Linked DNA regions of Homo sapiens: region 1 is linked to region 2. A link is a contact called in ENCODE Hi-C or POLR2A ChIA-PET data. All regions are on one chromosome and are shown on one strand. The core of a region is the stretch at or near the end of the contact, and the rest is flanking DNA. Distances in the headings are between cores, read along the strand shown. Region 1 overlaps NVL (nuclear VCP like). Region 2 has its middle 14 kb from the start of DEGS1.

Region 1 (3,603 bases), core at 258-2,757, 98 kb before region 2:
TATGTGGAAGAAAATGGGTATTTTTCCTTTGTATTGAGAGCTGATGGAACCAGATTTATGTCTTTTTAGACAGGGGCAAGTGTCCGAGTGGTGAATCAGCTACTTACAGAGATGGATGGTCTGGAAGCACGCCAGCAGGTTTTTATTATGGCAGCCACTAACAGGCCAGGTAAGAAATAAAAATATTGTAACACAGATGAATCTAAAAACTTACAGCATTTCCGTAGAAGAGATTCAGATAATTAAAAATAAAAGTAAAAACTAGTAGCATTTATAAACAATATAATTCACATGCATCCTAGGAAAGGAAGATTAAATTTGGGCAATCCATTTTTGGTTCTGTGAAAGGAAACTTCATAGTTGAAATAAAGGCTTAGAAAGCTTTTGCATAAGCTATAGTAAAAAGTATAGTATTACTGCTTGGATCCCATGAGATTGCTTTTCTGTGTCGGTGCTTAGAAAGCTCTTTTTGGCTGAGAACAGTTGCAGCATACACTTTTTTTTTTTTTTTTTTTTGAGACAGAATCTCGCTCTGTCACCCAGGCTGGCATGCAGTGGCATGACCTTGGCTCACTGCAACCTCTGCCTCCTGAGTTCAAGTGATTCTCCTGCCTCAGCCTCCTGAGTAGCTGGGATTACAGGTGCTGCCACCATGCCCGGCTATTTTTTGTATTTTTAGTAGAGATGGGGTTTCGCCATGTTGGCCAGGCTGGTCTTGAACTCCTGACCTCAGGTGATCTGCCCACCTCGGCCTCCCAAAGTGCTAGGATTACAGACGTGAGCCACTGCACCCGACCAGCATACACTTTTGACCACAAAAGTATTTTCAGAATTTGTGTTTTGTGGTTTCTCTCTAGCTTATAGGAAACAAAAACGAGACTCTTCACTCTAGTAGAAGTTAAAGATAGATTTTTAGGATTTTATGCTGGAGCCATGCCCCTATATCTGCCCTGAATAATTACTGAAAATTGTTTTCAAGGTTAAGCATTCTTTGAGGGATTCAGAAAAGGGCTCAAGACTACAGAAGTGCAGAAGATGGCTCGGAGTTACAACTCTAATCACATGCTTGATCTTTCTGGTGATCAGTCCCCTGCCCGAAGCTATCTGTGGGGCCACTATGCGTCACCACATTAGCTCAACAAAGATATTCCTGGCACTCAGGAAATTGCAAGGATTTTTGAAGATCTATGCCAGGAAAGGTGGGCAAAGACCAGTTATATTCTGTATTATACCATAGTAACCTTGGGACTATATTACTTTATCTTGCTGACCATCATTTTGGCACTTTTTAAATGAAGATGATAATACTTAATTGGCAGGATTGCCACAAAAGTTAAATGATGTTGGTAATGTATCTGCCACAGTGGTGTTAAACAGCACGTAGCTATTTAGTAATTGTTATCATGTTCATAAGCAGTTTGGTAATAGTAGTGGGAACAGTCATTAGGTCATAAAATCACAGAGTCATCCTAGAAGAAAGTCCCTCAGAGTTGAACAGAATCACATCGTCCCTTTCATAAGCAGATACAGATCTTTTCTCACATATTTCAAGAAGATGCTTGTCTTAGTCTGTTTTGTTTTGCTGTAACAGAATACCTGAAACTGGGTAATTTGTGTTAAAAAGAAAAGAGATTCAGTTCTTCTAGTTCAGGAAGCTGGGAAGGTCAAGGCTGAGTGGCCTGCATCTGTCAAGGGCCTTCTTGCTGCATCACCCCAAGGCGAAAGGGTAGAAGAGCACAAGAGCATGCATGAGAGAGCAAAAGGAAAGTGGCCTGGACAGGAAGAAACCATGGTCCCATGAGTAAAGGTGGACAAATAAAGTTTAATTAATTTTACCCTATCTTTGGACATTTATCTCAACTGCCTGAGCTAAACAACTGTTTTCTTCAGCCTACCAAAAAGCATTTTGTATAGCAAAAGATTAGTTTCACTGGAGGAAGTCTGGAGAAGAAAGAAGCAGAGAGAGGGGGGATCCTGGGGAGTAGGAAATGAGGGCCCTGTTTCTCTCAAAAAAGCCTCATTGAAGAAATACATTGATCCAGTTTTTTCCAGTATATGATCATCCTTTTTAAAGTGAGGAGCATAAATTAGTAAGGATGGGCTTAATATCTGTTAGTGGTGAGACAGAAAATGCTAAAATTATTATCTGTTTAATTGTTTGTACTATCTGGTTTTGATGTATGACTTGTCATATGTGCAGTATATTAATAACATCATACAGAAACATAGTTAACAAATGAGTAGACATTAAAAAAGAAAGAAAGTGGCCAAGCTGGGCATGGTGGCTTATGCCTGTAATCCTAGCACTTTACGAGGTTGAGACAGGAGGATCGCTTGAGCTTGGGAGTTTAAGACCAGCCTGGGCAACATAGTGAGACCTTGTCTCTATTATTTAAAAAATAGTGAGAGTGGCGAAACATATCCTTTTATCAAGAGTCCACTCCTGTAATAACTTACCCACTCTCTTGAAACCAGCATCATTCATGAGGGCAGAGCCCTCATGACCTAATCACCTTTTAAAGGTCCCACATCTCAACACTGTTTTATTGGGGATTAAGTTTCCAACACGTGAAATTTGGGGAATACGTTCAAACCACAGCATCAATCTTTCGTTTCCTGTAATAACCTATTCTATCGTTAACAGCCCGCACCATATTTTAAGTTTGTTTATTTTATTTTATTATTTATTTATTTATTTTGAGACAGAGTCTTGGTCTACTGCCCAGGCTGGAGTGCAGTGGTGTGATCTCAGCTCCTTGCAACCTCTGCCTCCTGGGTTCAAAGATTTCTTCTCCCTCAGCCTCCCAAGTAGCTGGGACTACAGGCACGTGCCACTACGCCTAGCTAATTTTTGTATTTTTAGTAGAGACAGGGTTTCACCATGCTGGCCAGCCTGGTCTCGGCTCCTGACCTCAGAGGATCTGCCTTCCTCGGCCTCCCAAAGTGCTGGGATTACAGGCATGAGCCACTGCGCCTGGCCTGTTTATTTTAAAACCTGTGTTAAGAATGGCAGAAATGGCAGATGAATCATAATGTGGTACCGGTGTTTTGTTTTTTCCCTATGTGTGTATATTGTCTTCCCCTAAAACTCTTCCATCCTTTTTTCCCCTGTAACAAATCTGTTGCATTAACGACCTACATTTAAAAATAAATGTTCTGGCCGGGCACGGTGGCTCACACCTGTAATCCCAACACTTTGGGAGGCCGAGGCCGGCGGATCACAAGGTTAGAAGATCGAGACCATCAGCTAACATGGTGAAACCCCGTCTCTACTAAAAATTAAAAAAGATTAGCCGGGCATGGTGGCACACACCTGTAGTCCCAGCTACTTGCGAGGCTGAGGCTGAGGCAGGAGAATCACTTGAACCCGGGAAGCGGAGGTTGCAGTGAGCCGAGATTGCACCACTGCACTCCAGCCTGAGTGACAAAGCGAGACTCTGTCTCAAAAAATAATAATAATAATAAACGTTCTAGATCTTCTTCACTTGTTTTCATGCTTATTTGGCAGTTCTGCTCCATTGTATACTATCACGTGACATTGTTTTGATTGCTTATAACTTCTCTGCTTAGCTTTAAGAATTCCCTTCTTGCTTGATGTTCTGG
Region 2 (3,464 bases), core at 308-2,807:
CTGAGTATGGACAGAGGGTCTCTGCTGATAGTAGCTTTTCTGCCAGGTTGATCAGGTATAGGTGGACCAGATGTGTAACCGTTTGACAAGGGCTAGATTTGGTTGCTGTCTATGGCCTCATAGGTCATGCATCCTAATGCTTCTTTTTGAAAGAACATTTACCACCAGATACCTAGGGCTAAGGAGGGGTTCCTATGAGTCAGCTGTATGGTAACTTGGAAGAAAAATTCATGGTGAAGGTAACCCGTGAGGAGATTATTTAAAAACCAATGGAGGGCTGACAGCAGTGGCTTATGCCTGTAATTCCAGCACTTTGGGAGGCTAAGACAGGAAGATCGCTTGTGGCCAGGAGTTTGAGGCCAGCCTGGGCAATGTAGCAAGACTCTGCATCTATCAAAAATAAAAATAATTAGCCAGGCATGGTAGTCCCAGCTACTCAGTAAGCTGAGGCAGGAGGATCACTTGAGCTCAGGAGTTCAAGACTGTAGTGAGTGATAGGGCAAGACCTTATCTCTTAAAAAAAGAAAAAGAAAGCAACAACAACAGTGGAAAATGCCTTGGGGAAAACAGCCCCAAAGTGTGATCTCTGCCTCAACCAAGAGACACACATGACAGATTCCAACCATACCAGTAATGCAGATTTTTTTTCTTTATTCTGTCTCTCCTCCCCACTGAGTTAGACAGCAGAGAGTCTTGCAGGAGGGGGAGGAGGAAAAGCAAAGAGAATAAATGGAAGACATCCTCCTTCCTGCCCTTCTCCACTGAAAAGGAGAAGCCCAACTCAAAGCTTCTCCGAAGTCCAACTCAGGCCTGACTTACAGAAAGAAGAAAGAAGCGGGAGGGCACAGTGGCTCATGCCTGTAATCCCAGAATTTTGGGAGGCCAAGGCAGGCAGATCACCTGAGGTCAGCAGTTCAAGACCAGCCTGTCCAACATGGCGAAACCCCGTCTCTACTAAAAATGCAAAAATTAGCTGGGCTTGGTGGCAGGCACCTGTAATCCCAGCTACTTGGGAGGCTGAGGCAGGAAAATCGCTTGAACCCGGGAGGTGGAGGCTGCAGTGAGCCAAGATCGCACCACTGCACTCCAGCCTGTGCGACAGAGCAAGACTCCGTCTCAAAAAAAGAGAAAAAAAAGAGGAAAGAAGCTTTAATCAATTGAGACAATAAAGTCTTTCTTCGGATCGGGCTGGATTTTTTAATAACTGGATAAAGGTGATTAATTTGTTAGTGACCAGGAGAGTCTACAAGGCTCTGGGATCTGCCTGAGATTCCTTCTGGGATCAGGGCAGAACAATGCAACAGGACAGTCTAAAAGAGCAGTTACTGAGAAGAAATGAATCTGCTTCCATTTGCACCCTTCCAAGTCTAGCTCATGCAAAAGCAGTTGTACTCAGATGACTATTTTACTCACCAGCAGCCACAGCTTATGAAAAAGGAAATTGACAAAGGAAGAGGGTGAAGGGGCATAGGCAAGAAGAAAAGTCTTGAACTAGTGAGCACTGAAATCAAAACCGCAGGCTTATGGTTAGAGAAATTTCCCCCATTTCATGTATGAGGAAGCGAATACTTCCAGAATGTGAGTGACGTGTCTTAGATCACACAGCTTAGAGTGCAGCAGAGGCTAAAAAGGGACAAAGGTTGTCTGGTTCCAAATCCCAAATAGAAGATGGACTCGATCCAGAGGTGACTCATGGTGGGGAAGGCAGGGGTCCAGGATCCAGGAAAACACCATGAACTGATAGAGCAGTTCTGCAGGATGAAGTAGCTTTTTCTATCTGTGTGAAGCCAACAATATGAATGAGTGGAGAAAAGAGCGCATAGCTTTCATTCTTCCAGAGTCTGAGTTTTGCAGGGGATTGACTGGGATTGAGAATACATTTGCAAGATATTTTGTTTTTCTTCCCAGGCTTTTGGTTTTTAAGAAAACAGTCTGGCCAGGCACAGTAGCTCACGCCTATAATCCCAGCACTTTGGGAGGCCAAAGCGGATGGATCACAAGGTCAAGAGTTCGAAACCAGCCTGGCCAACATGGTGAAAACCCGTCTCTACTAAGAATACAAAAATTAGGCTGGGCGTGGTGGCTCACCCCTGTAATCCCAGCACTTTGGGAGGCTGAGGTGGGTGGATCACCTGAGGTCGGGAGTTTGAGACCAACCTGAGCAACATGGAGAAACCTCATCTCTACTAAAAATACAAAATTAGCCAGGTATGGTGGCGCATGCCTGTAATCCCAGCTACTCGGGAGGCTGAGGTGGGAGAATCGCTTGAACTCGGGAGGTAGAGGTTGCAGTGAGCCCAGATCGTGCCATTGCACTCCCGCCTGGGTGACAGAGACTCCGTCTCAAAAAAAAAAAAAAAAAATTCTGGAGCCTGGGAAGTCCAAGATCAAGGCACTGGCATATTCAGTATCTGGTGAGGGGCTGCTTCCTTGTTCGTGGATGGCCGTCTTCTGGCTATAACCTCACATGGCAGAAGAGGTGAAGGAGTTTTCTGAGGTCCCTTTTATTTAATTAATTAATTAATTAATTAATTTTTTTGAGATGGAGTCTCGCTCTGTCACCCAGGCTGGAGTGCAATGGTATGATCTCAGCTCACTGCAACCTCTGCTTCCTGGGTTCAAGAAATTCTCCTGCCTCAGCCTCCCAAGTAACTGGGACTACAGGTGCACCCCACCATGCCTGGCTAATTTTTGTATTTTTAGTAGAGATGGGGTTTCACATGTTGGCCAGGGTGGTCTCAAACTGCTGACCTCAGGTGACCCGCCTGCTTCGGCTTCCCAAAGTGCTGGGATTACAGGCGTGAGCCACCGCACCCAGCCTGGTGTCTCTTTTAAAAGAACACTAACCCCATTCATGAAGACTTCACCCTCATGAACATAATCACCTCCCCAAAGCCCAACCTCCTAGTCTCCTCCCCTTGAGGATTAGGCTTCAAGGCATACATTTTGCGGGGACACAAACTTTCAGTCTATAGCAGCTGGTTTAATTGTTGAATACACTTCCATGGTTTAAAAATAGAAAAACATGGCCGGGCGCGGTGGCTCACACCTGTAATCCCAGCACTTTGGGAGGCCGAGGCAGGCGGATCACGTGGTCAGGAGATCGCGACCATCCTGGCTAACATGGTAAAACCGTGTCTCTACTAAAAATACAAAAAATTAGCCGGGTGTAGCGGCGGGCGCCTGTAGTCCCAGCTACTCGGGAGGCTGAGGCAGGAGAATGGCGTGAACCCCGAGGGGCGGAGCTTGCAGTGAGCCGAGATCGCGCCACTGCACTCCAGCCTGGGCGACAGCGCGAGACTCCGTCTCAAAAAAAAAATAGAAAAACATACAGGTGTCTAGTGATAAGCTCCTCCCAGCTCCTGTTCCTGTTGTTATGTTGTCAAACCCCAAAATATAACCACTGTTATTGATTCCCTGTGCATTTTTCTAGAATTTTTTTTTCTTTTCTTTTCTTTCTTTTT

What was found. A loop is a pair of places that touch in the nucleus more often than their neighbours do. ChIA-PET counts read pairs that join two places held with the same protein, here RNA polymerase II (POLR2A). Pooled maps may share reads with other maps.
Region 1: a loop to region 2 is called in a map of Calu3, with 2.0 times the contacts of the local background. The contact joins two enhancer-like sites. A Hi-C loop is called at or near these places in 1 of 168 maps with a recorded cell type or tissue (Calu3), 1 of 37 single-sample maps with no recorded cell type and 4 of 50 pooled maps. POLR2A ChIA-PET finds 5 or more read pairs at or near these places in 10 of 52 experiments (AG04450, CD4-positive, alpha-beta T cell, GM10248 and 7 more).

What each region holds. Positions count from the first base shown.
Region 1 is chr1:224,264,600-224,268,202 of GRCh38, reverse strand. It overlaps NVL (nuclear VCP like), which reads left to right. Exons shown (of 23, transcript NM_002533.4): 18 at 70-169. Among named protein-coding and RNA genes, the nearest start is that of MIR320B2, 9.3 kb to the right of the region's middle. Within about 2 kb of position 1,507, at least 2 of the 41 ENCODE cell types and tissues checked have a DNase peak (open chromatin) inside an H3K27ac peak, as active enhancers do.
Region 2 is chr1:224,167,229-224,170,692 of GRCh38, reverse strand. No RefSeq gene overlaps it. Among named protein-coding and RNA genes, the nearest start is that of DEGS1, 14 kb to the left of the region's middle. RefSeq lists enhancers at 1-602, 603-1,572. Within about 2 kb of position 1,557, at least 9 of the 41 ENCODE cell types and tissues checked have a DNase peak (open chromatin) inside an H3K27ac peak, as active enhancers do.